Linked DNA regions of Homo sapiens: region 2 is linked to region 1. Evidence: chromatin loops called from intact Hi-C (ENCODE). Cell type or tissue: heart left ventricle. All regions are shown on one strand. Each heading gives the region's core, and the rest is flanking DNA. Links, peaks and the distances in the headings are about the cores only.

What was found. Peaks named below come from ENCODE experiments on the same cell type or tissue, not always from the same donor. Only the 100,000 strongest peaks of a DNase experiment are listed, where the experiment ranks them.
Region 2: a loop joins it to region 1, with 9 times the contacts of the local background. A loop is called at or near these places in 5 of 110 quality-filtered maps.

The regions. Positions count from the first base shown.
Region 1 is chr4:143,579,082-143,594,892 of GRCh38, reverse strand. It overlaps FREM3 (FRAS1 related extracellular matrix 3), which reads left to right. Exons shown (of 8, transcript NM_001168235.2): 7 at 8,900-9,049. Among named protein-coding and RNA genes, the nearest start is that of SMARCA5-AS1, 72 kb to the right of the region's middle. In heart left ventricle, for the core only: a CTCF peak has its summit at 7,008 (motif pointing left); no DNase peak of the experiment used is centred there; H3K27ac peaks cover 398 bases.
Region 2 is chr4:143,759,682-143,775,492 of GRCh38, reverse strand. It overlaps the pseudogene LOC100419356. Among named protein-coding and RNA genes, the nearest start is that of FREM3, 67 kb to the right of the region's middle. In heart left ventricle, for the core only: no CTCF peak of the experiment used is centred there; no DNase peak of the experiment used is centred there; H3K27ac peaks cover 378 bases.

The sequences.
Region 1 (15,811 bases), core at 2,537-10,536:
GCATCTCAGTTTCTCAGACAGAGCTAAGGTAAAGAGTACTTGGAAACTCTTCTGTGCTACATGGAGGAGCTGTTTTCTCTGTTCTGACAGATCTCCTGATGCTCAATACCTAGAGCATCTAGAAAGAATTTCATGACATTTTTTCCAAGTGACACTACCCTCCTCTCATGTCTTATATCTTAGTGTATTCAGAGGCTTGAGTTCTGACATTTTTTTCTCTAAACAACAGTACAACTGATCCAAATGTTTTTTACCTTTCTCACTTCTTGCCCTTCCCCAATGCCACACAATATAATTCCTCTGCTAAAAATGTAGGTAACTTTGTTCAAAGTTTTTTTCAACAAACTTTGTAATAAGTTCAAAATACATCAGAAGAGAGTTAAAAATGTCCATTTGACAAATTCTTGAGACTTTGTCAATATGCCAGCCACTGCATCACTAAAAATACAAGGGCATATAGAATATGGTGCCTGACCTTGAGAACAGTTCATAAGACTCTGATAAAAACACAGGACAGAGGGTGGAGCCAAGATGGCCAAATAGGAACAGCTCCAGTCTACAGCTCCCAGCGTGAGCGACACAGAAGACGGGTGATTTCTGCATTTCCAACTGAGGTACCAGGTTCATCTTACTGGGGAGTGTCGGACAGTGGGTGCAGGGCAGTGGGTGCAGTGCACCGTGTGTGAGATGGAGCAGGACCAGGCATCGCCTCACCCGGGAAGCACAAGAGATCAGGGAATTCCCTTTCCTAGTCAAAGAAAGGGGTGACAGACGGCACCTGGAAACTCGTGTCACTCCCACCCTACTACTGCACTTTTCCAACGGGCTTCTCAAACGGCACACCAGGAGATTATATCCTGCACATGGCTCAGAGGGTCCTACGCCCACAGAGCCTCGCTCATTGCTAGCACAGCAGTCTGACATCAAACTGCAAGGTGGCAGCGAGGCTGGAGGAGGGGCACCCGCCATTGCCGAGGCTTGAGCCAAAGCGGCTGGAAAGCTCAAACTGGGTAGAGCCCACCACAGCTCAAGGAGGCCTGCCTGCCTCTGTAGACTCCACCTCTGGAGGCAGGGCACAGACAAACAAAAGACAGCAATAACCTCTGCAGACTTAAATGTCCCTATCTGACAGCTTTGAAGAGAGTAGTGGTTCTCCCAGCATGCAGCTTGAGATCTGAGAACGGGCAGACTGCCTCCTCAAGTGGGTCCCTGACCCCCGAGTAGCCTAACTGGGAGGCACCTCCCAGTAGGGGTGGACTGACACCTCACACAGCCGGGTACTCCTCTGAGACAAAACTTCCAGAGGAACGATCAGGCAGCAGCATTTGCAGTTCACCAATATCCGCTGTTCTTCAGCCACCGCTGCTGATACCCAGGCAAACAGGGTCTGGAGTGGACCTCCAGTAAACTCCAACAGACCTGCAGCTGAGGGTCCTGACTGTTAGAAGGAAAACTAACAAACAGAAAGGACATCCACACCAAAAACCCATCTGTACGTCACCATCATCAAAGACCAAAGGTAGATAAAACCACAAAGATGGGGAAAAAACAGAGCAGAAAAACCAGAAACTCTAAAAATCAGAGCACCTCTCCTCCTCCAAAGGAACGCAGCTCCTCACCAGCAACGGAACAAAGCTGGACAGAGAATGACTTTGACGAGTTGAGAGAGGAAGGCTTCAATAGATCAAACTACTCCAAGCTAAAGGAGGAAGTTCGAACCAATGGCAAAGAAGTTAAAAACTTTGAAAAAAATTAGATAAATGGATAACTAGAATAACCAATGCAGAGAAGTCCTTAAAGGACCTGATGGAGCTGAAAACCACAGCACGAGAATGTGATGAATGCACAAGCCTCAGTAACCGATGCGATCAACTGGAAGAAAGGGTAACAGCGATGGAAGATGAAATGAATGAAATGAAGCATAAAGAGAAGTTTAGAGAAAAAAGAATAAAAAGAAACGAGCAAAGCCTCCAAGAAATATGGGACTATGTGAAAAGACCAAATCTACGTCTGACTGGTGTACCTGAAAGTGACGGGGAGAATGGAACCAAGTTGGAAAACACTCTGCAGGATATTATCCAGGAGAACTTCCCCAATCTAGCAAGGCAGGCCAACATTCAAATTCAGGAAATACAGAGAATGCCACAAATACTCCTTGAGAAGAGCAACTCCAAGATACATAATTGTCAGATTCACCAAAGTTGAAATGAAGGAAAAAATGTTAAGGGCAGCCAGAGAGAAAGGTCGGGTTACCCACAAAGGGAAGCCCATCAGACTAACTGCTGATCTCTCAGCAGAAACTCTACAAGCCAGAAGAGAGAGGGGGCCAATATTCAACAATCTTAAAGAAAAGAATTTTCAACCCAGAATTTCATATCCAGCCAAACTAAGCTTCACAAGCAAAGGAGAAATAAAATACTTCACAGACAAGCAAATGCTGAGAGATTTTGTCACCACGAGGCCTGTCCTAAAAGAGCTCCTGACGGAAGCACTAAACATGGAAAGGAACAACCAGTACCAGCCACTGCAAAAACATGCCAAATTGTAAAGACCATCAAGGCTAGGAAGAAACTGCATCAACTAATGGGCAGAATAACCAGCCAACATCATAATGACAGGATCAAATTCACACATAACAATACTAACCTTAAATGTAAATGGGCTAAATGCTCCAATTAAAAGACACAGACTGGCAAATTAGATAAAGCGTCAAGACCCACCAGTGTGCTGTATTCAGGAAACCCATCTCACGTGCAGAGACACACATAGGCTCAAAATAAAGGGATGGAGGAAGATCTACCAAGCAAATGGAAAACAAAAAAAGGCAGGGGTTGCAATCCTAGTCTCTGATAAAACAGATGTTAAACCAACAAAGATCAAAAGAGACAAAGAAGGCCATTACATAATGGTAAAGGGATCAATTCAACAAGAACAACTAACTATCCTAAATATATATGTACCCAGTACAGGAGCATCCAGATTCATAAAGCAAGTCCTTAGTGACCTACAAAGAGACTTAGACTCCCACACAATAATAATGGGAGACTTTAACACCCGACTGTCAACATTAGACAGATCAGTGAGACAGAAAGTTAACAAAGATATCCAGGAATTGAACTCAGCTCTGCACCAAGTGGACCTCATAGACATCTACAGAACTCTCCACCCCAAATCAACAGAATATACATTCTTTTCAGCACCACACCACACCTATTCCAAAACTGACCACATAGTTGGAAGTAAAGCTCTCCTCAGAAAATGTAAAAGAACAGAAATTATAACAAACTGTCTCTCAGACCACAGTGCAATCAAACTACTACTCAGGATTAAGAAACTCACTCAAAACCGCTCAACTACATGGAAACTGAACAACCTGCTCCTGAATGACTACTGGGTACATAACGAAATGAAGGCAGAAATGAAGATGTTCTTTGAAACCAATGAGAACAAAGACACAACATAGCAGAATCTCTGGGACACATTCAAAGCAGTGTGTAGAGGGAAATTTATAGCACTAAATGCCCACAAGAGAAAGCAGGAAAGATCTAAAATTCACACCCTAACATCACAATTAAAAGAACTAGAGAAGCAAGAGCAAACACATTCAAAAGCTAGCAGAAGGCAAGAAATAACTAAGATAAGAGCAGAACTGAAGGAGATAGAGACACAAAAAACCCTTCAAAAAAATCAATGAATCCAGGAGCTGGTTTTTTGAAAAGATCAACAAAACTGATAGACTGCTAGCAAGACCAATAAAGAAGAAAAGAGAGAAGAATCAAATAGACGCAATAAAAAATGACAAAGGGGATATCACCACTGATCCCACAGAAATAAAAGCTACCATCAGAGAATACTATAAACACCTCTATGCAAATAAACTAGAAAATCTAGAAGAAATGGATAAATTCCTCGACATATACACTCTCCCAAGACTAAACCAGGAAGAAGTTGAATCTCTGAATAGACCAATAACAGAATCTGAAATTGAGGCAATAATTAATAGCTTACCAACCAAAAAAAGACCAGGACCAGATGGATTCACAGCCGAATTCTACCAGAGGTACAAGGAGGAGCTGGTACCATTTCTTCTGAAACTATTCCAATCAATAGAAAAAGAGGGAATCCTCCCTAACTCATTTTATGAGGCCAGCATCATCCTGATACCAAAGCCTGGCAGAGACACAGCAAAAAAAGAGAATTTTAGACCAATATCCTTGATGAACATTGATGCAAAAATCCTCAATAAAATACTGGCAAATTGAATCCAGCAACACATCAAAAAGCTTATCCACCATGATCAAGTAGGCTTCATCCCTGGGATGCAAGGCTGGTTCAACATACAAAAATCAATAAACGTAATCCAGCATATAAACAGAACCAAAGACAAAAAACACGTGATTATCTCAATAGATGCAGAAAAGGCCTTTGACAAAATTCAACAATGCTTCATGCTAAAAACTCTCAATAAATTAGGTATTGATGGGACGTATCACAAAATAATAAGAGCTATCTATGACAAACCCACAGCCAATATCATACTGAATGGGCAAAAACTGGAAACATTCCCTTTGAAAACTGGCACAAGACAGGGATGCCCTCTCTCATCACTCCTATTCAACATAGTGTTGGAAGTTCTGGCCAGGGCAGTCAGGCAGGAGAAGGAAATAAAGGGTATTCAATTAGGAAAAGAGGAAGTCAAATTGTCCCTGTTTGCAGATGACATGATTGTATATCTAGAAAACCCCATCGTCTCAGCCCAAAATCTCCTTAAGCTGATAAGCAACTTCAGCAAAGTCTCAGGATACAAAATCAATGTGCAAAAATCACAAGCATTCTTATACACCAATAACAGACAGAGAGCCAAATCATGAGTGAACTCCCGTTCACAATTGCTTCAAAGACAATAAAATACCTAGGAATCCAACTTACAAGGGAGGTGAAGGACCTCTTCAAGGAGAACTACAAACCACTGCTCAAGGAAATAAAAGAGGATACAAAGAAATGGAAGAACATTCCATGCTCATGGGTAGGAAGAATCAATATTGTGAAAATGGCCATACTGCCCAAGGTAATTTACAGATTCAATGCCATCCCCATCAAGACACCAATGACTTTCTTCACAGAATTCGAAAAAACTACTTTAAAGTTCATATGGAACCAAAAAAGAGCCCACATCGCCAAGTCAATCCTAAGCCAAAAGAACAAAGCTGCAGGCATCACGCTACCTGACTTCAAACTATAATACAAGGCTACAGTAACCAAAACAGCATGGTAGTGGTACCAAAACAGAGATATAGACCAATGGAACAGAAGAGAGCCCTCAGAAATAATGCCACATATCTACAACTATCTGATCTTTGCCAAACCTGAGAAAAACAAGCAATGGGGAAAGGATTCCCTATTTAATAAATGGTGCTGGGAAAACTGGCTAGCCACATGTAGAAAGCTGAAACTGGATCCCTTCCTTACACCTTATACAAAAATTAATTCAAGATGGATTAAAGACTTACATGTTAGACCTGAAACCATAAAAACCCTAGAAAAAAACCTAGGCAATACCATTCAGGACATAGGCATGGGCAAGGACTTCATGTCTAAAACACCAAAAGCAATGGCAACAAAAGCCAAAATTGACAAATGGGATCTAATTAAACTAAAGAACTTCTGCACAGCAAAAGAAACCACCATCAGAGTGAACAGGCAACCTACAGAATGGGCGAAAATTTTTGCAACCTACTCATCTGACAAAGGGCTAATATCCAGAATCTACAGTGAACTCAAACAAATTTACAAGAAAAAAACAACCCCATCCACAAGTGGGCCAAGGACATGAACAGACACTTCTCAAAAGAAGACATTTATGCAGCCAAAAAACACATGAAAAAATGCTCATCATCACTGGCCATCAGAGAAATGCAAATCAAAACCACAATGAGATACCATCTCACACCAGTTAGAATGGTGATCATTAAAAAGTCAGGAAACGACAGGTGCTGGAGAGGATGTGGAGAAATAGGAACACTTTTACCCTGTTGGTGGGACTGTAAACTAGTTCAACCATTGTGGAAGTCAGTGTGGCGATTCCTCAGGGATCTAGAACTAGAAATACCATTTGACCCAGCCATCCCATTACTGGGTATATACCCAAAGGAATATAAATCATGCTGCTATAAAGACACATGCACACGTATGTTTATTGTGGCACTATTCACAATAGCAAAGACTTGGAACCAACCCAAATGTCCAACAATGATAGACTGGATTAAGAAAATGTGGCACATATACACCATGGAGTACTATGCAGCCATAAAAAATGATGAGTTCATGTCCATTGTAGGGACATCGATGAAGCTGGAAACCATCATTCTCAGCAAACTATCGCGAGGAGAAAAAACCAAACACTGCATGTTCTCACTCATAGGTGGGAATTGAACAATGAGAACACATGGACACAGGAAGGAGAACATCACACACTGGGGCCTGTTGTGGGGTGGGGGGATGGGGGAGGGATAGCATTAGGAGATATACCTAATGCTAAATGATGAGTTAATGGGTACAGCGTACCAACATGGCACATGTATACATATGTAACAAACCTGTACATTGTGCACATGTACCCTAAAACTTAAAGTATAATAATAATAAAAAAAACACAGGATAGCATGTTAGAATGGTAAATTTAACATTTTTGCATTTTAAAGAGGTGCTAAATCAAGAGAGGGGGCTCGAAGGAGACCATTTGGGCAGTATGATGTGTGCCACCTGCAATGTGGAGAACACAATGAACTGGGATCTGGCTCTGCCTGGAAAATCTGAATGTGGGAGATAAACTGGTTGGCTGCTTTGGTGGATGAACAAAAGAGAGGGACTGCATTGGGGTTAAGTGGTATTCCTGGAGTTTATCAAGGCAGAGGATGCAGGAAGGTTGCCATGGACCACATGTGAGCCATGCATACAAGAGTGAGCCAGAATGAACTTGTCCAAAGGTGCCATCTAGAGGGCTGAACAGAGGTACTTCCAAATGCTAAATAGGTTGAGGAATGATTAAGTGATCAGCCAGAATATATCTGTTTCATCCTCATCAAGAGAACTGCAGATAAGAGATACCCAACTGTGGGAGTGAGAGATCCCAAAGAACCTGCAGAAGTGCCCATGATAAACAGGATCAGCTTTTCTTCCATCTTCCAAAACCAAAGAGTACTGACATCCATGAAAGTGTTCAAGAAAGAACTTTCCTGCTACTCCTGCCTATCCTCCTTCTTTCCTGTCCCAACCGTGGAGGCATCAGAAACACCCATTAGCAATAATGAGGAGAAAGTTCTTGGTAAGAGAAGAAAGAATGGGATATGTGCATTACCCTGACCTGATCACTGTGCCATAAATATATCAAAACACCACTATGTACCCCATAAATACATACAATTACTACATGTTCATTAAAAAGAAAAGAAAGAATGACCCTACCACCCTTTTCTGAGTGCAGGCCACCTGCCTGCTGTATGCCTGAGGTGAGCAAATTGCAAGTGTATTCCATCACTACAGTTATAGAACTATTTGAAATGTTAGGGAAGCACAGAGTGAAGAATGATTATTTATTGAGGAAATAAATATGGCTTCCCAGAGAAGGCAACTCTTTATCAATAAAGTCTTAAAAAAATGAGTAGGCATTTGCCATATTGGCACATTCCAGCTCAGAGAACATCATCAACAAAGATGGAGGCTCACAAATGCATGCTGTGTTCAGTGTATTGGGAGCTGTTTGGCATAACCAGGACAGGAGAGGTCTTGCAGTTTTACTACTACTACTCCCTCAGCAGTTAAAAGATCTACTAAAATACATCTTGAAACAAATAATATTTACTAAATCTGATTCCTAGCCTCCAAAAATTTGAATTTAAATTCAGATACACTCCTGGTGCATTGCAATATATTTGCAAAGGTGTCATCTCCATAACTAATTTTCCGTTCAACAACCTCAAGGGGTTGTTCCTCCATGGTGAATCTGCTTCCTAATATTTACATTTTTTGCCTCCAGATGTCACAGCCAACAAAAGTATTCATCTCAAAATCTTTTTCATGACAGTACATATAGTAGGTATTGTTACAGCTAAGCCTTGTATATGCTTTAAATAATCACCTAAGTTCATAGCTACCTTTTAGAACAAGAGCGAACGGGGTATGGATAAGTGTATTTGCTTGGCCAAAGCAACATTCGCATTGTCAACCTCTTTCTCCTTTTAGAAGATGTACAATTCCCTTCTACCCACCGCTGAAGCCTGGTGTCTGTGCTGGTTGTTCTCCTTCAGCCTTCTTTTTCTATGGAGTCACTTCTTGGTCTCCTGGGGAAGCGCTTCTGGCATCTCAGCTAACAGGATCTCTCCTCCCCCTCATTCACTGCCCCAGGATTTCCATCTGTCCCTGTAATCAGCAAATGCCCTAAGAAAAGGCATAGCCATAGTGATCAAACTCAGAATTCTGGCTCAACTGTCCCTCCACAGGAAGAGCAATTTTCTCCCTGCCAAAAAAAGCCTCTCTAACTTCTCCACCATCTTTTCCCAAACAATAGTGGACTTGCCTGAGTTACAGCTGATTGGCCAATTTTCCCTAATAGGAAAATCTCTTCTATGTAATGGAAAGTTCTTAAAACAAAAAAATGAATAGCATCTCAACTGACTTCATCTCATGGCATTTCCTGGAGTCAAAGTCATGGTATGTGACTCTGATGTGGCTTTTTGTGTGTTTTTGTTTTTGTTCTCCCTGAGCTATATAAAAAAACAAGACCTATGGGATCTGTCATGTCTGACAATTATGACAAATGCCCAGGCTCACACAGGGCCAAAGGAGACAGTATACCAGGCAGGCTGAAGCATTCTTAGTGTATCTTTTTTTGCCTCTTTAGAACCTGTCCTGCACTTTGGGGATGCTGAATATCACGTCAATGAAAGTGCTCGCTACGTGGAGGTTTGTGTTTGGAGAAGAGGCACTGATCTTTCCCAACCATCATCCATCGCCGTGCGCTCCAGAAAGTCAGAGCAGGAGTCAGCAGAAGGTGAGAGGGCCACTTAAAGAATATATCATTATCATGATACATGTTTATGGTGGAGTCTAGTCTGTTAAGTGTAAGCATGCTTAGTCTTTGTTGATGGACTCTGAATGAAAGTTTCTCTGGCTTCAGCACGTAGATGGTTTGTATACATAATGACTTCTGCTGGTTACAAAATAAGTACATTATTCAAACAGCAGCCTTTATGATTCATTTATTACCCACTGGCTTGTCATGGGCTCACATTAATTTTTCCAAAGTTCAGAATATTTATAGATACCTAAAGCTGCTCATAAACAATATTTCAGATGAAATTACCCCCATAATGGCCAAGCAAGTCCCAACTCGTGGAAGAATCTCGTCACATATTAGACCTTTGAAGTGTAGGAGGTTTTCACTTCAGACTCAGGCATTTGCCTTAGCTTCAAACAGCATGTCTTCATGCCCTGCTCACCTTTGCATTTCCTGACATGGATGATCAAGGCCTAGCTGACAGCATGGCACAATTCTAGATATCATTTCCTCTAGAGTACCTGTCAGGTGCTTTATCAGAAAAAGAACAGGACCCAATAGGAAAAGAAAAGGACATTTCCATGTACATTGATGCCCACATTTTCTCATTTGCAGTTGTGACCTTTTGGTGTGGTGTTAGGTTGTTAATTTTATATCTTTCTAACTTTTTGATGTGAGCATTTAGCACTATAAACTTTCCTCTTAATACTGCTTTAGCTGTGTCCCAGAAGTTCTGGTATGTTGTATCTTTGTTCTCATTAGTTTCAAAAAAATTTCTTGGTTTCTGCCTTAATTACATTGTTTACCCAGAAGTCATTCAGGAGCAGGCTGTTTAATTTCCATGTAATTGTATGGTTTTGAGTGATCTTCATGGTATTGGTTTCTATTTTTATTGTTATATAATCTGAGAGTGTGGATGGTATACTTCTGAATTTTTTGAATTTGCTAATAATTTTTATGGCCAACGGTGTAGTCGATTTTAGAGTACGTGTATGTGCAGAAGAGAAGAATGTATATTCTGTTGGTTTTGGGTGGAGAGTGTTATAAATGTCTATTAGGTCCATTTGGTTAAGTGTCAAATTTGGGTCCCAAATATCTTCATTACTTTTCTGCCTTGATGGTCTGTCTAATACTGTCAATAGGGTGTTGAAGTCTCCCATTATTATTGTATGGTTATCTAAGTCTCTTCATAGGTCTTTAAGGACTTGTTTTATGAATGAGGATACTCCTCTGTTGGGCACATAAATATTCAGGATAGTTAAGTCTTCTTGTTGAATTAAACCCTTTACGATTATATAATGCCTGTCTTTGTCTTTTTTATCATTGCTGGCTTAAAGTCTGTTTTGTCTGAAATTAGAATAGCAACCCCTGCTTTTTTTGTTTTCCATTTGTTTGGTAGATTTTTTTTTTTTTTTTTTTTTTGAGACGGAGTCTCGCTCTGTCGCCCAGGCCGGACTGCGGACCGCAGTGGCGCAATCTCGGCTTACTGCAAGCTCCGCTTCCCGGGTTCACGCCATTCTCCTGCCTCAGCCTCCCGAGTAGCTGGGACCACAGGCGCCCGCCACCGCGCCCGGCTAATTTTTTGTATTTTTAGTAGAGACAGGGTTTCACCTTGTTAGCCAGGATGGTCTCGATCTCCTGACCTCATGATCCACCCGCCTCGGCCTCCCAAAGTGCTGGGATTACAGGCGTGAGCCACCGCGCCCAGCCTGTTTGGTAGATTTTTCTCCATCCCTTTACTTTGAACCTATGACTGTCATTGCATGTGAGATGGGTCTTTTGAAGACAGCATGTGGTTGGATCTTTCTTCTTTATCTAACTTGCAACTCTGTGGCCTTTTAATTGGGTCATTTAGCCTGTTTTCATTCAAGGTTAATATTTGATATGTGAGGATTTAATGCTGTCATCTTGTTGTTAGCGGTTTATTATGCAGACTCAATTGTGTAGTTGCTTTATAGTGTCAATGGTCTATGTACTTAAGTGTGTTTTTGTGGTGGCCATAATGGTCTTTCATTTCCATATTTAGTGCTCCTTTAAAAACCTCTTGTAAGGCAGGTCTGGTGGTAATGAATGCCCTTAACATTTGCTTGTCTGATGAAGATCTTATTTCTCCTTTTTTGATGAAGCTTAGTTTGGCTGGATATAAAATTCTTGGTTGAGATTCTTTTTTTTTTTTAATAATGCTTAATAAAGGCCCCTAATCTCTTCTGGCCTGTAGAGTTTCTGCTGAAAGATATGCTGTTAGCCTGATGAGGTTCTCTTTGCTGCCTTTCTCTTCTCTTTAGCTGCCTTTAATATTTTTTTCTTTCATGTCAACCTTGGAGAGTCTGATGACTATGTGTCTTAGGGATAGTTGTCTTATACAGTATCTTAAAGGGTTCTCTGCATTTCCTGAATTTGAATTTTGGCCTCTCTAGTGAAGTTGGGGAAATATGCATGGACAGTATCTTCAAATATATTTTCCAAGTTGTTTGGTTTCTCTCCCTGTCTTTCAGGGATGCCAATGAGTCGTAGATTTGGTCTCTTTACAGAATCCCGTATTTCTAAGAAGTTTTGCACATTCTTTTTTATTCTTTTCTCTTTATTTTTGATTCTGTTCATTCAGAGAACCTTTTTGCTATGAGATTCTTTCCTCAGCTTGGCCAATTCTGTTGTTAATACTTGCAATTGGCCCGGCACAGTGGCTCTCATCTGTAATCCTAGCACTTTTGGAGGCCTAGGCAGGTGGATTGCTTGAGTCCAATGTGGGCAACATGGCAAAACCCCATCTCTTCAAAAAATACAAAAAAATTAGCCCGGCATGGTGGTGTGCACCTGTAGTCCAAGCTAGTTGTAAGACTGAGGTGGGAAGAGCACCTGAGCCCAGGAGGTTGAGGCTGTGATGAGCCATACATTCCAGCCTGGGTGACAGAGTTCAAACCCATCTCAAAAAAAAAAAAGTAAATTAATTAATTTAAAAATAATAAATATTTTCAATCGTATTATGAAATTCTTGTAGTGTTTTCAGCTCTATCAGATCTGTTGGTTCTTTCTTCATTTCATCTTTCAGTTATTATATCATTTTATTATTATCCCTAGATTCCTTGGATTGGTTTTGACTTTCACCTGATTCTCGATGATCTTTATTCCTATCCATATTCTGAATTCTATGTCTGTTATTTCAGTCATTTCAGCCTGGTTAAGAACCATTGCTGGGGAACTAGTGCAGTCATTTGGAGGAAGGAAGACACTATAGCTTTTTGAATTGCCAGAGTTCTTACGCTAGTTCTTTCTCATCTGTATGGGCTGATATTCCTTTAACTGTGGTGTAATTTTAATATAGTCAATTGACTTTGTTTCTGGACGTTTTCAGAGGGCCAAGGCTTTGTTCAGGGTCTTCATATGTAGCTGAATTCTTGTCCTTGGTTTCACAGGGTGTTATATGCAAAGTATTTTTGGTTTTGAAGTTTGGGCTGTGATCTAGTAGATGGCGTGTAAGTGTAACGGCTGGTAGGCAGGCTCTTACTCAGCCACATGGCTCCTCTGTGCATTTGCAGCCATGTTCCCTCTCAGCACTCTAACAGTGTGGGTTCCTCTCTTACCTGAGTGCTGGCTGCAGATCTTGGCTTTGCACTCCTAAGCTATACACCGCAGCCTTGAGGCAAGCTCAGGCTTTACACTCCCTCTCCAGCTTGGGGGTGACGAGGACAGAGACCTTAGCAGTGGTAATGGCAAAGGGCTTTTGACTTGTCTCTTGGAGCTCCACCCCAGAGAAACACAGAGCCACTACAAATCAGAGTGGCTGCATTGTGAGCCCAAGCTTGGGGCACTGGGGAGGGCCTGCCTGGTGATGGGCAGGGAGTGCAGGAAGCTCACAGGGAGGACAGACTGGCCTCTTCTCCTTAGGGCAGCTAAGAGCTGGAGGTGTGAGTAAAGCACTCAGAATCTTTGTTCCTTTTCTTCTCTGGGGGCAGCAAGGGCAGTACCACTACAGTGGCAGTAACAAAGGAACTTTCAGTTGCCTCTGGGAGCTCCACCCCAGAGAAATGCAGAGCCACTGCCAATGGAAATGTTCAGCCAGGAGGTGGTGCAGCTGTGCTGTGGTCTTGAGCCAGGAGCCCTGTCTGGTGAAGAGCAGGGGGTTGGGGTCTCACAGGGAAGAGAGACTTGGCTCCTGTCCATATGGCAACTGGCACGGTAGAGGTGTGAGTAAAGCCCTCAGACTCTTTGTTCCTTCCCCAGTCTGAGGGCAGCACTGGCAGAACCACTGCAGTGGCAGTGGCAGAGGGGCTGTCAGTTGCCTCTGGGAGCTCCAGCCCAGGAAGACACAGAGCCACTACCAGTGGGAATGCTCAGCCAGGGGCAGGGCAACTGCTTTGCAGTCCTGAGCTGGGGGCCCTGCCTGGTGAACAGTAGAGGCTCCCAGGAAACAGAAACTGAGCTCCTCTTCGTATGGTGTTTGTGCCATGCCGGAGGTGTCAGTGACTTGACCAGCCCTTTGTTCCTTCCCCAGTCTGAGGGCAGTAAGGGCAGTACCACTGCAGCTGCAATGGCAGAGAGGTTTTGCATTGTCTCTGGGATTTCCTCCCCAGAGAAATGCAGAGCCGCCAATGACTAAAGGGTTCAGATGGGGACAAGATGGCTGTGCTGGGTTCCCAGATCAAGAGGCCCTACCCAGTGAGGATAACAGTGGCAGGGACTCGCATGGAGAACAGTCTGGGCAGTTTTCTATAATCCTGCTGCACTGGGCTGGAGGCCTGAGTTAGTCCTGAATCTCTTTGCTCCCTCCCAAGCCTGAGCGCAGCAGGAGCTGGGGTTGTGGAGCAGCAAAAATGGTGGCACTGCTACTTCTGGGAGCTCTGTCCCAAGGAAGTGCGGAGCTGCTACCAGCCAAGAGCCTAGGTGGGGCTGGGGTGGCTGGTGTCCCAGGTCGGGAGGCCCTGCCCAGTAAGAGGTAGCAGAAGCAGGACTCATGGGGAAAACAGTCTATTTCTCCATAAGGCAGCTGTGCTGTGCTGGGGGTTACATTAGTTCTCAATCTTTGTGCTCTCTCCAGAGCCTGAAGACTGCAGGGGCAAGAGCTGCAGACCAGCAAAACTGACAGGCCTGCCTGCTACCACTGGGATCTCCATCCCAGAGAAGTGCAGGGCTGCTACCAGCCTGCAAGCTCAGGTGGCCATGCTGGGGTCCCAGGCCAGTGGGCTTTGTTTAGTGAGTTCAGTGGAGGCAAGTTGTGCAGTCCATCTGCTCTTCAGCTCTGTGAATTCACAGAGCCCCTATCCTGGGGGCATGTGAGGCAGCAGGAGCTCCAGAGGCTGGTACCAGTGTTCCCAGGGGTCCAAAGCCCCTGGGACTCCATGCATGCCTGAGCCTTAGCTCTGCCCAGTCTCCACACAGTTCCCTGTGTCTGTCTGGAGGCACCAGTGGTAGGGGTGGTCATGGGGGATTTCCAGAGCCCAGGGTTGCAAAGGTTCATGGAAGAACTGTGGGTCCCAGGAGGGTCGCACTCACCATTTACCCACGGTGGGGATCCTCCCCTGGCTTTGCCCCAGTCCTAGGTGGGCAGCCGTCCTGTCTCACTCTTCTATGTTCTCTGTGGGTCATGTTGCTTCCTTGATGAATCTCAACCTGTCCACCTAGAAAATCCAGCTGAAGAGCTTGTGTGTTTATTCACCACTCTCTGTCCTCTCCATGAGAGCAGCACACACTAACAGCTTCTAGTTAGCCATCTTGGCACTCTCCTCCCCTTTTTTTCATTCTTTTTTAAGTTTTCAGACAGGGTCATTTCTCACTGTGTATGTATCCATGAAACCAAGAGTGAATAAACCCATTTGGTTAGGTGGACTTCTTTGCCTGTGGTTTGAAAGAGAAATTTAGATTCCTTTAGATAAACCTCTTTGCATAAAAGTAATGACGCCTCTGCTAGCTGTCTGGTAGGGATGAACTAATAAAAGTAATGTTCATGCTTGGGATAGTGATTCATGGGTTTAACAAGTAGAGTTGTAGAAGTAAGGTTTATACTTGATAATCTATTGAACCTAGTAAATATTTGACATCCGCTAAGGTTAGTTAACTATATTAATCTTATGTATATATGTATAAGGTGTTACTTGTTACATTAATAATTATTATAACTTCTGTGTTCTTAATGCCTACTATTTGCCAGATACTGTGTTAGCATCCTTGCTCTACCATCCATAATCTTCACAATAAACCTTATAAGGTAGCTATCATTATCCCCATTTTGCAGTTGAAGAAAAGAAACTGAGACTCAAAGAAGTTAAAGAATTAGTACAAGTAAGCAATAAACCAAGATTTGAGTCAAAGTCCATGAGATACAAAACCTTATCCATTACTCTCCTGCCTTAGTAATTTTCACTATAACCTTGTTTTTGTTTTTGTTTTTGAGACAGGCTCTCACTCTGTCACCCAGGCTGGAGTACAGTGGCGTGATCTCAGCTTACTGAAATATCTGCTTCCCAGGTTCAATTGATTCTTGAGCCTCAGCCTCCCAAGTAGCTGTGACTACAGGCACTCACCACCATACCCTGCTAATTTTTGTACTTTTAGTAGAAATGGGTTTCACCAGGTTGGCCAGGCTGGTCTCAAACTCCTGGCCTCAAGTGATCTGCTCACATCGGCCTCCCAAAGTGCTGAGATTACAGGCATGATCCACCGGGCCCGGCTTTTTTTGTTTTCTTAATGTCACTATTTGGTGCCTTTTAGAAAATTTTTTGGAGTAATCTCAAACTTACAGAAGAGTAACAAGTAGAGTGA
Region 2 (15,811 bases), core at 2,986-10,985, 180 kb before region 1:
GACCATAGAGATAGAAATTTTAGAAGTTTTGTAAGAGGTAGAAACAATGTTGTTGTAGCTGGCTGGATTTAGAGGGGAAAAGAGGTGAAACAGATGACACTCAGGTCTCAGAGTGAATGGTGGGGCATTTCGATGAGATAATAACTAAGAAAGACAAGCAGGTTTGGAGGATCATATTGAACTTGTGGTGGCTACGGAGCATCTATGAAGTTCAGACTAGAAATCTAGACTTAAGGTATTTTTTCAGAGTCATAAGAATAAAAATATAATTGGAGTCATAAAAAGTGAATGAAATTGCAACTCAATAAAAAAGAAAAGTATCCAATCAGGAAATGTACAAAGATATAGACATTTCTCTAAAGGTGAAATACAAATGGCCAATAAGCATATGAAAAAAATGTTCGACATCATTAGCCATCATGAAAATACAAATGAAAATGACAAACATATCATTTCATATACACGAGGATGGTCATAATCAAAAGGATGTAATAACAAGCATTGAAGACATTGGAACCCTTACGCACTGCAAGTGAGAATGTAAAATCTTGCAACCTCTTTGGAAATCAATTTGCAGTTTTTTGAAAAGTTAAATGTAGAGTTACCATATGCACCTAGCAATTTCACTTCTGGATATACACTCAAGAGAAATGCAAACTATGTCCACATAAAAGTTTATAGGTGTATTAATAATAACAGCCAAAAAGTGGAAATGAGGCTGTTTATGGAGATATGAGCACAACGGTGCCAAACTTCTGCTGCTGTTGCTCTGCATAGGATTCACAAACTCACGAGAAATGAAGATGATTGATCAGATGCAGCTGACATGTGCCTCTTCACTGAGAGGAACCAAAATATCAAGTAAACCTTCATACTTTGAACAGCCAGGAAAAAAACCCTGGCTGCCGCTTTTTCTCTTGGTGGGTTCTTTGGCACAGGAGAAACACCTCTGCCCCTCCCTGGGTTGTTCCAGTGGCCTGAGAGCTGCCCCTCAGCTCCCACCAAGGTTGTGCTTGGTCCCACCCTAGTTAGCCTGGAGAGCCTGGAGGTAGGTTCGCCCAACCCAGCCCCACCCAGCTTTCCCCCCTGCACCCCCGTTGGTCAGAGTGTGGAATGGGACACTTGAGAGCTCCATGCTCCCCATCACCAGGCACACCCTGGTAGTTCCCCTGATCAACAAAGGCCAAGTAAAATTTCCACTGCCATCACCACAGCCGCCTCTCACCTGCAAGCACCACATATGGATGGGAGGTCAAACTGCATGTCCAATCACAACTTCTGCTGACATCATTGTACAGTGCTCAGCCAACTCTTACCTGTAAGCACCACCTGCTGGCCTGTATGGTGAACTGCACAACCCAATATAATTACTGCTGGTAGAAGTGCACAGCACGGGGGAATGAGGTAACTTCTGAGATCTCCATCTCCTCATCTCTGTAGGAGACAGTAAGCCTGACCATATGTACAGCACGCCACTACTACAATCTAGCATTTTAGAAAACCACTACACTAATGTGATATATAAGCAAAGAATTCATACAGTGCTTTGGTCCTCTAAAAGCATATAGAAGTGAAACCAAAGGACCCCACCAATATATGCAAAAATCACACTCTAGTGGAAGAAAAAAAATCCCACGCAAATAAAAGTAAATTCCCAGGTAAGAAGTGACAGCTTCTACAAATGAGAAGGAACCACCACAAGAATTCCAGCACCATGAAGAAACAGAATGTTGTGACATTCTCCAAAGACCACAATAGCTCTCTAGCATAGATTCTAACCAAAATAAAAACTTTGAAATGACAGATAGAGAATTCAAGATGTGTGTTATAAGGAAGCTCAATGAGAACACAGAGAAAGTTGGAAATCGACACACACACACACACACACACACACAGAAAAACAATTCAAGAGATGACAGATGAGATAGATGTATTTTTAAAAAACTAACCAGAAAACCTGGAAATTTTCAAATTAACCCACTTAGACAAAAAAAGAATTTAAAATACTGAACAAATTGTTTGAGATATATGGATTATGTGAAGCAAGGGAGAAGAAAAAGTAAGAAGTTTGAAAAACATATTTGAGGGAATAATTGAGGAAATTTTCTCCAATCTTGCTACAGATGTATACATGCAGATACAAGAAATTTAGGGAAGACCTTGAAGATGTTATATAAAACAATTATAACCAAGGCATATAGTCATCAGACAATCAAAGGCCAGTGTGAAAGAAAAAGTCTTAAAGGCAGCTAGAGAGAACTATCAAATCACCTATAAAGGCAATCCTATCAGACTAACAGTGGACTTCTCAGCAGAAACCCTACAAGCCAGAAGACATTAGAAGCCTATTTTCTGCCTTCTTACAGAAATAAAAATGCCAGCCAAGAATTTTATATACTGCCAAACTAAGCTTAATAAATGAAGGAGAAATAAAGCCTTTCCCAGACAAACAAATGCTAAGGGAATTTGGCACCACTAGACCAGTCCTACAAGAAATGCTCAAAAGCACTCTAAACATGATAATAAAAGGATACTCATCATCATATAACACACTGGTTATTTCTAGTAAGTGTTTTCCAAACACTTGCTAGAAATCTCATGGATCTTATAAAACAATTACATACATAATTGAGACTCAAAGGCAACTAGCTGACAAATCTCTGGCAGGACAAAACTTCACATATCAATATTAACCTTGAATGTAATGGCCTAAATCCTCCATTTAAAAGATATAGACTGGCAAATTGGATTACAAAACAAGACACAACCACCTGCTGCCTACAAGAGACCAATTAAATAGCTAAAGACACCTGCAGACTCAAAGTAAAGGGGTAGAAAAAGATATACCACACAAATAGAAAACAAAAGTTAGCAGAAGTAGCCATTTTTACATCAGATAAAACAGACTTTAAACCAACAACAGTTAAAAAAAAAAAAAAGACAAAGAGGGGCATTATATAATGATGATGAGGTCAATACTACAAGAAGTTTTAACTATTCTAAATAAAATAAATATGCACCCAACACGGGAGCACCCAGATTGATAAAACAAATACTACTACACCTAAGAAAAGAGATTGACAGCAATTCAGCACTAGTGGGGGACTTCAAAATCCCACTGACCACACTAGATAGATCATTGAGGCAGAGTCAACAAAGAAGCACTAGACATAAACTGGACTCCAGACCAAATGAAACATAGATATTTAACAAACATTTTATGCCCAAAACCACAGAATATACATTTTTCTCATCTGTGCATAGAACACTCTCTAAGATTCACTATATGCCTTGCCACAAAGCAAGTCTCAATAAATTTTTAAAAATCAAAATTATATTAAATATATTCTTGGACCACAGTGGAATAAAATTATTAATCAATACCATGAGAAACTCTCAAAAATACACAAGTACATGAAACTAAACAACTTGCTCCTGACTTTTTAGTAAAAAATGAAAGTAACATAGAAATCAAACAATTTTTAATGAAAATACAGACACAACATATCCAAACCTCTGGGATACAGCAAAGGTAGTGCTAAGAGGAAAGTTTATACTATTAAATGTCTACATCAAAAAGATATAAATATATCAAATTAGTAGTCTAGTGTCACATTTCAAGGAACTAGAAAAGCAAGAACAAATCAAACCCAAAAGCCAGCAGAAGAAAAGAAATAATAAAAATCCGAGCAGAACTAAATGAGATTGAGACCAAATGAACAATACCAAGGATCAATGAAATGAAAAGTTGGTTCTTTGAAAGGATAAACAAAATGAATAGACCACTAGCAAGTTTAACCAAGAAAAAAAGATTCAAATAAGGACAATCAGAAATAAGTGTTATTACAACCAATACCACAGAAAAACAAAATACTATCAGAGATTACTATAAACATCTCTATGCACACAAACTAGAAAACTAGAGGAAATGGATAAATTCCTGAAAACATGCAACCTCCCAAAATTGAACCAGGAAAAAATAGAAATGCTGAACAGATGAGTAACAAGTAATGAGATTTAATCAGTCATAAAAAATTTTCCAACAAATAAAAGCCCAGTATCTGATGGATTCACAGCCAAATGTTATGAGATGTGCAAAGAAGAGCTGGTACCAATCTTACTGAAACTACTCCAAAGAATAGCTAGTTAGTTAGTTACTTAGTATCATAGAATACTCAATTCATGGAATTCCTCCTCAATTCTATGAAATGAGTATCACCCTGATCCAAAATCAAGAAAGGACATAACAAAAAAGAAAACTATAGGCCAATATTTCTGATGAATATAGAAGCAAAAGTCCTCAAAAAAAAAGAAAATTAGCAAACTGAATCTAACAGCATATTAAAAAGATAATTCATCACTATCAAGTGGGCTTTATTTTTGGGATGCAAGGATGGGTCAACATTTGCCAATCAATAAATGTGATTCATCACATAAACAAAATCAAAAACAAAAATCATATGATCATCTCAATAGTTGCAGAAAAAGCATTGGGTAAAAGCCCACATCCCTTAAAGATAAAAACCCTCAACAAACTATGCATCAAAGGAATACACTTCAGAATAATAAGAGCCATATGTGACAAACCCACAGCCAACACCATACCAAATGAGGAAAAGTTGAAAGCATTCTCCTTAAGCACTGGAGCAAGACAAGGATGTCCACTCTCACCACTCATACTCAACATAGTACTGGAAGTCCTAGCCAGAGCCATCAGGCAAGAGAAAGAAATGATAGGCATTCAAACTGGAAAATAGGAAGTCAGCGTATCTCTGTTCACTGATGAAATGATCACATATCTGGAAAATCCTAAAGATTCCTCTAAAGACTCTTAGACTTAATGAACAACTTCAGTAAACTTTCAGGATACAAAATAAATGTACACAAATCAGTAGCATTTCTGTACACCAATGATGTTCAAGCTGAAAACCAAATCAATAACTCAATCTCATTTACAATAGCCACACTGAAAAAAAAATTCTAGGAATACATTTAACTAACAAGGTGAAAGATCTCTACAAAAAGAAGTATAAAGCACTGATGAAAGATATTATAGATGACACAAACAAATGAAAAACATCCCATGCTTATGGGATGGAATAATCAATATAGTTAAAATTACTATACTGTCTAAAGCAATCTACAGATTCGATGCAATTCTTATCAAAGTACAAATGCCATTCTTCACAGAACTAGAAAAAACAATCTTAAAGTTCACATGAAACAAAAAACAGCCCAAATAGCCCAAGCAATAATAAAAAAAAAAACAGCAAAGCCATAGGCATCACATTACCTGACTTCAAATTATGCTACAAGGCTATAGTAACTAAAAGAACACACTACTGGTACAAAAATAAACATATAGATTAACAGAACAGAGGACCCATAAATAAACCCACATACCTACAACCAACTGGTCTTTGACAAAGTGAACACAAATAAACAATGGGGAAAGTATACCCTATTCAATAAATGCTGTTGGACTAGCTGGCTAGCCATATGCAGCAGAATTAAACTGGACTCCTACAATTTCCCATATACAAAAATCAACTCAAAATGGATTAAAGATTTAAATGTAAGACCTCAAACTGTAAGAATTCGAGAAGAAAACCTAGGAAATACCTAGGTTTTTGTGGACCTCAGTTTTGGGGAAAAAAATTATAACTAAGTCCTCAAGAGCATTGCAATAAAAACAAGATTGACAAGTGAGACCTAACTAAAGAGCTTTTTCACAGCAAAAGAAACTATCAACAGAGTAAACAGACAACCTATAGGGTTGGGAGAAAACATTCAAAACCTATGCATCCAACAAAGGTCTAATATCTAGGATCTATAAGGAACTTACACAATTCTACAAGCAAAACAACAAATAACCCCATTAAAAAGTGGGCAGAAGACATGAACCGGCACTTCTCAAAAGAAGACGTACCAGTGACCAAAAAAGATGTACCCAACATCACTAATAATCAGGGAAATCCAAATCAAAACCACATTGAGATACCATCTCATGCCGGCCAGAATCACTATTATTAAGAAGTCAAAAAATAACAGATGCTGGTAAGGAAATGTCAACCAGTTCAGCCACTTTAGAAAACACTTTGGAGATTTCTCAAAGAACTTACAGAACTACTATTTGACCCAGCAATCCCATTACTGGACATATATCCAAAGGAAAATAAATCATTCTACCAAAAATAACATATGCACTTATATATTCATTGTGGCACTATTCACAATAACAAAGACATGGAATCAGCCTAGGTGCCCATCAATGGTGGATACTATTTAAAAAATGTGGTACATACACACCACAAAATACTACACCACCATAAAAAAGAATGAAAGAACGTCCTTTGCAGCAACATGGTGGCAGCTAGAGACCATTATCCTAAGTCAATTAATGCAGGAACAGAAAACCAAATACCACTTATAAGTGGGAACTAAGCATTGGGTACATAAAGATGGAAACAATAGACACCAGGAACTTCTTGTGGTGGGGGAAGGGCAAAGGTTAGAAAACTACCTATTGTGTACCATGTGCACTATCTGGCTGACAGGATCAACTGTACTCCAAATCCCAAGATCACACAATATACCCATGTAACAAAACCTGCACATGTACCCCTGATCTAAAATAAAAGTTGAAATTGATAAAAAATAGTAATAATAATATAAAATACATTTATTAAGAATATAAAAAAAAAAGAATGATGAGAGTATTTACACCAAGGAAACTGGCAAACACTACAAACCAGGACTTTTAATTTTCTGAATGTGAGTTTATCAGCACACCACCGGCTATTACTTTAATGGTGCTGAGATCCCAAACATTGTTTGGATCATTTTACGTACATTCACTCATTCAATCCTTACCCTACTTTGTAAAATAGGTACTATTTTTATCCCGATTTCAACTATAAGAAAACTGGATCCCAAAGATGTTAAGTTATTTACACAAAGTCATGCAACTAGTAGCGACAGAGACAACAGTACAGCCCAGACAGTCTGGCTCCAGAGACCTGAGAAACAATGAGAGTACAGTTTCTTGAATGCCAAGGAATGACAGTGCTTTCGGAACAGGGTAATGGTTAGTGCCAAATACTGCTGAAAGGTCAAGTAATTAAATCAAAAGTCACAAGTGCCATAGCAAAAAATGAGTCATGGTGACTTTGGCAAGGCATTTCAGTGGGATTAAAAAAAAATGAAAGAGAATGAAAAATTTTAAAATTGTGTTGCCTCCTCAACCACTTCCTTCAGCAACGCTGGGAATTGTCGGAGTTTCCTGATTGGAGCACATGTGTAGTCAAGAAAGGTTAGAGGAAATAGAAGCCCACAGTAACACTAGGGAAGTCACTATTGGGGAAAAAAACTATATTGAATAGAGACAAAAACAGTCTACAAACTCTTAGTTTTCATAAACAATGTGCTTCTGATAAGGAACCAGCAAGTGTTAAAGACACAGCTAAACAATTTAAACACATGTTTGAAATGATAATTAGCATGTATTTAAACTGGGACTATTTACTATGTTTCTGAACACAGATTTTATCTATTATCTTTAGAAAAAATCTGCTTGAATAGATAGGTAGAGATGTGTAGTTTACACATTTTTGAAAGAAAAAATATATTAATCTTTGTTTCTAATATGTGCCTGACCCCTTGCAACATGTCTTATTCCCCAATTCAATTAAAATTTCTATGTGACAATAATAGCAACCACCAATGACAGAAGAACTTAATATCCATGTAAATGTACAAAATTAATTATGTCTTATATATATCAACAATAATAATGAAACAGACAAATAATAAGATTTTAGTCCATGATAGGAAATTTTAGATATTAATTATGTGGCATGTAGAAGTGAGCAGCTTTCAAATTTTTCATTTTCTTTGGTCTAATAATCCCACTATTGAAGTATATCCAAGGAGGAAATAATCTAAAATGTTCAAAATAAAATTTTTTCAAAAACTTTGCACAAACTCAAATATGCTTTTGGTGAAATTTCATTTGACCCACGAGATAGTGCTCACCTTTTCCCACTCTGCTCAGTGCAGCAGGAGGCTGACCTGCTTAGATTATAGCCATGAATCCCTTCTGCTCTGGCTTCTAGTTGTGTCAAGTCAATGGGAGGCATGGGAAGAGGAACAATCAATACATGGGAGACAAATAAGGCTGAGGTGTTTATTGTTCTGAATCTCTCCCCTTTGGATCTACAAGAGTTGGTTGGTTTTCTGTGTCCCTTTACCCAAAACCTTCACTCCAGATAGGTAGCTCACTCTATACAGCTACTCTCTCCAGTATTATTTCCCTTCACATGTACTATTGCTAAGTCCAGGATATTATACTGCTTCTTGCTTGTTTCCTTAAACCCTGCTCATATCATTATAAATAATGCCTCTAAAAGTCTGTATGGTGAGCATACGAAGGAAGACAAACTTTTATCATTGCCAGTGGGATACAAAACAGTATAGCCATTTTGGAAGACAGGTTGGCAGTTTTGCACAAAACTGAGAATACTTATACAATATGATACAGCAATAATGTTCCCAGGATTTACTCAACTAATCTAAAAATTTATGTCTACAGAAAAACCTGCCCATTAATGTTTACAGCAGCCTTATTTATATTTACCAAAAACTGGAAGTAATCAAGATGTCCTTCAACAGATGAATGGATAAACACAATATGTTATATTCATGCAACGGAATATTATTCAGCAAAAAAGGGAAGGGAAGGGAAGGGAAGGGGAAAGGGAAGGGGAAGGGGAAGAGGAAGGGGAAAGAAAAGGGGAGGGGAGGGGAAACGGAAAGAAAGGGAAGAAAGCATGCTTTCAAACCACAAAAAGAGGAAGAATTTTAATACACATTGCTAAGTAGAGAAGACAGTCTGAAAAGGCTACACACTGTATGATTCCAATTATATGATTATATAACATTCTAGGATAACACAGCTACAGAGAGAGTAAAAATATACATGGTTGCCGGGGTTTGGTGTGGAGGAGGGTTGCACTGGTGAAACACATTTTATCTAATCCACTGTTTATGGGCACCTAGGTTGATTCCATGTCTTTGCTATTGTAAATAGTGCTGTAATAAACATATGAGCGCGTGTATCTTTCTGGTAGAACAATTTATTTTCTTTTGTATATATACCCAGTAATGGGATTGCTGGGTCGAATGGTAGTTCTGTTTTAAGTTCTTTTAGAAATCTCCTGTTTTCCGGATAGGTAGCTCCCTCCATACAGCTAAACTAGTTTACATTCACATCAATAGTGTATAAGTATTCCCTTTTCTCCATGGGAGACTATGCAGCCATAAAAAAAGAATAAAATCAGGTCCTTTGCAGCAACATAAATGGAGCTGGAGTCCATTATCCTCAGAGAATTAACACAGGAACAAAAAACCAAACATCACGTGCTCTCCCTTAATAAATGAAAGCTAAACGTTGGATACTCATGGACGTAATGACTGGAACAACAGACACTGGGGACTACTAGAGGAAAGGAAGGAGGTTATCAGGGGTTGAAAAACTACCTCTTGCATACTATGCTCACTAGCTGAGTGACAAAATCAATTGTGCCCCCAAAACCAGAGCATCACACAATATACCCATGTAACAAACCTGCACATGAACCCTCTGAAACTAAAAGTTGAAATTATTTTTAAAAATAAAAAGAAAATTTAAAAATGAAAAATAATTTCTAGATCTATGCATATATATATGTTAGTAGACACACATATTTTCTTGCTCTCTCAGGTAAGTCATGAAACAACAACCTCCCAGTAACAAAGAGTACCCAGATCTTGGTTTCTAATACTATTCTCCACTAAAAGGAACCAGAGCTTCTTGGAGAAATGACCGATTCTAGAACTGCGGCAGAAAACATACAAGATGAGCTAGAGCATCCTGTAGTGCCAGAAAGAAGAGTTTCTTTAAAAAATAAAATTAAAAACCTACTTTGATGGGAATGTGCTACATAGCAGCCAACTGAAAGAGCTTCCAGTGACCAAAATTGGAAAAATTTGAGTAAAAAACTAAAGCGGCATTGGTGATATAGTTTGGATATTTGTCCTCCCCAAATCTCATGTTGAAACTCAATCCCCAGTGGTTGAGGTGGGGAGGAAAGACGTTTGGGTCATGGCCCCAGATTCCCTCATGAATGGTTTGGTGCTGTCATGGTAATTAGGAGAGTTCTCACTCTATTAGTTAATATAGGAGCTGATTGTTTAAGAGAGTTTAGGACCTCCCCCAACCCACCTCCGTCCTTCCTTCCTCTCTTGCCATGTAATGCCTATTCCCTTTCCCCTTCTGCCACCATTGGAAGCTCTCTGAGGCCCTCATCAGAAGCTGATGCTGGTGCCATGTTTCTCGTACAGCCTGTAGAACAGTGAGGCAAGTAATCCTCTTTTCTTTATAAATTACCCAGCCTTAGATATTCCTTTATAGCAACTTAAATGAACTAAGACAATCAGATTATGTCTTAGTCCATTTTTGCTGCTACAACAAAATACCACAGACTAGGTCATTGATAAACAGTAGAAATTTGTTTCCCACAGTTACAGAGGTGGGGAAGTTCAAGATCAAGGTGCTGCCAGGTTCAGTGTCTGGTAACAGCTTTTGACTTCTTGCTACATCTTCCAGAGGGGATGAACACTGTGTCCTCACATTGTGAAAGGTGGAAGGACAAAAAAAGCCTAGTTTCCTCCAGCACTTATATAAGGAACTAATCCATTTATAAAGGAGTAGTTACCATAACCTAATCACTTCCCAAAATGCCCTGCCTCTTAATACCATCACTTAATGGGTATTACGTTTCAACATGTTATTTGGGGTGGAAATCTTCAAATTGTAGCAGGTTATAACCCAAAGTATAATATATATATTTATGATTCATATTTATATAAAAAGTGATTAAATGAATAAGTAAGGAATAAGATACAGGTATCTCCTGCAGAAGAATTCCAGATAATTTATATAGATACTCATCACTCAAGGAGAAGGGGCATGAATCCCCACTCTTCAACTGTCAACCATATATGATGGCTCTTTTCCCAATGGGTACAGTATGGAAAAGAGTGAAAATAGAGTAACTTTACAGTGAGAAACCTGACAAACACTACCTTAGCCAGATGATCAAGGTCAATATTAACAAAGATAAATCATGCTGATATATGTACCCTGGATAGAATGTAATGAAAATGAAACTTTACCTGTGGTCTTCCTCCCAAAAACCCATAACTTCAGTCAAATCATGAAAACAAAAATCTGAAAAATTTCATTAGGGTAGCATTCTACAAAATACTTGACCAGTGCACTTCAAAACTGTCAAGGTCATAAAAAATAAAGAACATCTGTGAAAGTATCACAGCTAAGAGGAGCCTAAGGAGATATGACTACTCAATGTAATATGGTATCCCGGCTGGGATCCTGGAATAGAAAAGGATATAAGTTAAGAGCTAAGGAAATCTGAACAAATGATGGGCTTTAATCGATAGCAATGCATCATTTGGTTCATTAATTGTAACAAATGTACCATATGAATAACATATACCATGTTAACCAAAAGGGAAACTGGGTGATAAGGTATATGGAAACTGTACTATCTTCTCAATGTTTCTATAAATCTAAAACTGTTCTAAAAAATAAAGCTTATTTTTCAAAAATCTCCTAAACTACCCACTTTGATTGTGCAATCTATTTCCTGGTGGAACACTAACTGTTAATCCAGATGCCCAACAGTGAGCAGAATAATTCAGTAAACGCTGTTTCTGTTCATTAGACATAGTGTTTTTAACCTGTTAAAAATATTTTTACAAAATGTGTAAAAGATAAAACGTTTAAGTTATATTGCCGAGTAAAGAATTTAAAAAGCATAATGCATAGTTACATATATTTTTTTCAAATATCTTTTTTAACTTAAATAAGGAAAAGACTAGAAGGACAAGCACCAGCATGTAAAAAATATTTAAAGTGAGTGATGGAAAACAATATTTTTTCCACTCTCTTTTCCACTTCTTTGTATTTTCCAGAATTTCTGAGTATTTAACTACCTTTGCTATGGAAAATAATAGTGAAATACATTACACATGGAAGTTTTTGGTAAGGTTTCAGACTTAATTATATTTTATGTATTTTAATTTTGCAATTCTAACATTCTGACATAGCCATAAAATTCTCAAATTTTGCTATTTAATGTATGTTATAGACTGAGTTGTGTTCCTCCAAAATTCATATACTGAAGTCCTAACCATTAGTATCTTAGAAGGTGATTGTATTTGGATACAGACATTTAAAGAGGTAATTATTTTTAAATGAGGTCATTAGGATGGACTGTAATCCAATATGGCTTGTATCCTGGTAAGAAGAGGAGTTTAGGACACAGGTAGGTACAGAAGGAAAATCTTATGAAGACACAGGGAGAAGAAGCCATCTATAAACCAAGGAGAGGGGCACTGGAGGAAGCCAATTCAGCTGACACTTTGATCTTCAACTTTTAGCCTCCAGAAATGTAAGAAAATTAATTTCTGTTGTTGAGACCACCCATTCTGTGGTACTTTGTTATGGTAGCCTTAAACTCAATGGATTAAGTTTGAGGTCTTATTTTCCTCTGCACTTTTTATAGTCTTATTCTCTATATTATATGATTTTATAATTCGTTTCTAGCAATAATGATTAGTTCCTAAAACAACATCACTGTGAAAATAATTATATATATCTTAATCTGATATTAGCTCAACTGAAAAGAAAACATTTTTACAATAATAAGCTTTAATTAAAATTTGCTGACACCAAAAATAATTTAATTTGCTCTTCAAAGGTAAATTTATATGGATATCTGTGTAAATTTATCCATATTTGTAAAACACACACACAAAAAAAATAAATAAATAAAACACCTGGGAAGGAATTAGTGTTTGTATATTAGAATCACCTGGGAAGTTTTCAAAATGACTAATGCCTGGAGGCAGCCCCCGAGATTGTGGGTTAAAAGTCTGACATGTCATCTCATCCCTGGAATTGTTAAAGTTCCCTAAAGTAATTCTAACGTGCAGCCACAATTTAAGAGCCATTGCTTTTTATTGAGAAAACATTACCTGAGTTTTCCTCTGAGTGAAGACATAATAGTTTTTAAAAATTCCTCTCTTATCCATAGAATCAATAAGCAACCTAAATGATGAAAAACAAAGAATATTTTATCATCAGTGAAACAAGAGCCATAACCCCAAAGCCCAGAATTTGAGGACAAAAAAAAAAATATCTACTGATCTTGTACAGAAGGAAGAAACTGATCAGTAATCCGCTTTGTAGCAGTAGTTCAGAGTCCACTAAAGTGAGGTAATAAACTGTAAATAACTGAATAGAAGGCATCTGTTATATACAGCTTGTCAAGAAGTCACAGGAAGGATGGCTCCACCAGGCTGCCAGTGCCACTGTTCTTATGGTTGCCATCTCATCATTGTTATGGCAGTCTCCACTGTTGCCTTGGCCATGGCCAGTTACATCAAATGGACCTCAATGAGGTGTCCAAGTTGAATGCTACGGTTTAGGATCAAGAGGAGCAGCACTGCCAGGAGGGGGCCCTGAGCCTTCTACAACACCTGTGGCAATATTGGGACCTTCCAGGAAGTAACTCTGAAGCTCTTGATAGAAGGAATCACAAATAAACTTATTGGCCATTGTATGGGTGATATAAAGGAGGATGTAGACCTTGAGAATTTATAGCAGTAAGACTGAGTTGCTAATTGAAGAGATAACGGAAGTAAAGGGTTTCAGAGTGCCATAGACTCTACTGTACCTTCTATCACAGTTCTACTGGACCTCTATTTATGGACCACACAGTAAATGTATACAGGGAGAAGCACTGGATCCAAAGCATGCTGGCAACTCAGTCATTTTCAAGCTAAGAGCTGTTCAGCTTATTAACATTTTGGCTATTTATGCACACAATGACTGGATTCCTTTATTAGTCAGAGTTCTCCAGAGAAACAGAACAAATAGGATACATATAGAAGTTTAGAAAGAGCTTTGTTATGAGGATTTGTTCATGCAGTTATGCAGGCTGAAAAGTCCCACAATCTGCTGTCTGCAAGTTAAAATCCCAGGAAAGCCAGCAGTGTAGTTCCAGCACAACCCAGAGGCTTGAGAACCAAGGGAGACAATGGTCTAAGTAAGTCCTCATCCAAGTTCAAAGGCCCAGGAACCAGGAGCACTGATGTCCAAGCATGGTAGAAGATGAATCTGTCAACTCAAACAGAGAAAATTCATCCTCCCTCCACCATTCTGTTCTATGTAGACCCTCAATGAAATGGATGATGCCCACCTGCATGGGTGGAGGCAATCTTCTTTACTCAGTCTACTGATTTAAATGCTAATATTTTATGGAAACACCCTCACAGACACACCCAGAAAAAAATATTGTATCAGCTATGTAGCCATTCCTTAGCCCAGTCAAGTTAATGCATAAAATTAATCCTCATGATTCCTAAGTCTAATCTATGACTATATATGGGAAAATACTTCTCTCTCATTCCCACAGAATTTGCATACAAAGACATTAATAAAATGTTCCTAAGAGATATTCCAGGCTCTCAGATTCATCAGTAGGTGATGACTTATTTGAAGGAGATTCTCTCCAACATGGGCTCATCAGTCATGCTTTGCCATAATGGCCTATTTTGCACAAATGCAATCAGCAATGAGAAACAAAGTGACATACAGTTCAATGATTGTGAACATTCTAGATACAACTACCTAGCACATGATATTAGAAGTCATTTTAATAAATTTGTAGGTGTGCTTTATGTATAGTCTCTATCCAGGCAAAGAACTACAGGGCCCATGGCTGCATTCTTATCTTGAAGTCTACAAAAAGTATAAGGACTTTGGAATTAAATTTACTAAAAAGAAGGTAGCCATATTCTTTATTCAAGCCTGTCAGTTTGCATTGGCCTCTAGTTTCTTTTGGAATTGTGAGCTTTCATTCAAGCCAAATACTCCACTAAGTTTTATTTCCTTGGGTGTGCAATAGTTCATTTTAACCAATACTTCAAAATAAAGCCTGAGATCGCTGCATTAAGAGTGCTTGAGTAAAGAGATTTAATTATTGTTAAATAGCTGAGCAATCCTTGCATATCATAAGAATTCTAGAAAAAAATACTGAAAAGCCAGTATTTGTTATAATTCTGTTATTTAACTGGTTATCTCGCTTTACAAATTATGTCTCTATTTTTAAAACAGATTTAATGATGTCAAGAAATATGCCTACTTCTATCGGTATGTGGCAAAACAGAAATTTGTTAAATCTGCCAAGAGCTATAAAAATGTCAGTTTAGTCCTTCCTTTGATAATGTAATCTGTGCTATGTGTGAGTTTTTTAAATTAAACATGATTCCATAGCTGCATTCATCTGTTTCATCTGTGTTCTACTTTAATAAGATTAATTTTCATAAACATTCTAGGTGTTCAGTGTGAACATTTTAATCTTGAGGCACTGTACGTAAAATGAATCACTTACTCTTGAAATGCCAGTCACTGCTATAAATAACTTAGAATGTTCATATAAAAATATGTGTTCAGGAAGGTGAAAAACATTTACCTTCTCTGTTGATTGCACATCTTTTTGAATTAAATACTGAAAAGCATTTCTTTGGGGAGAATATATCTTAAAATTAAATTCTCTTCTCCCTGAATAATCTGGAAGTATAAATATTATATATCCTGGAATGTATATGATATTAAATATTACCAAAATCTATATTGAATGTTTTCATATAGTAATGTATTCATATTTACATGAATAGTTTCTGT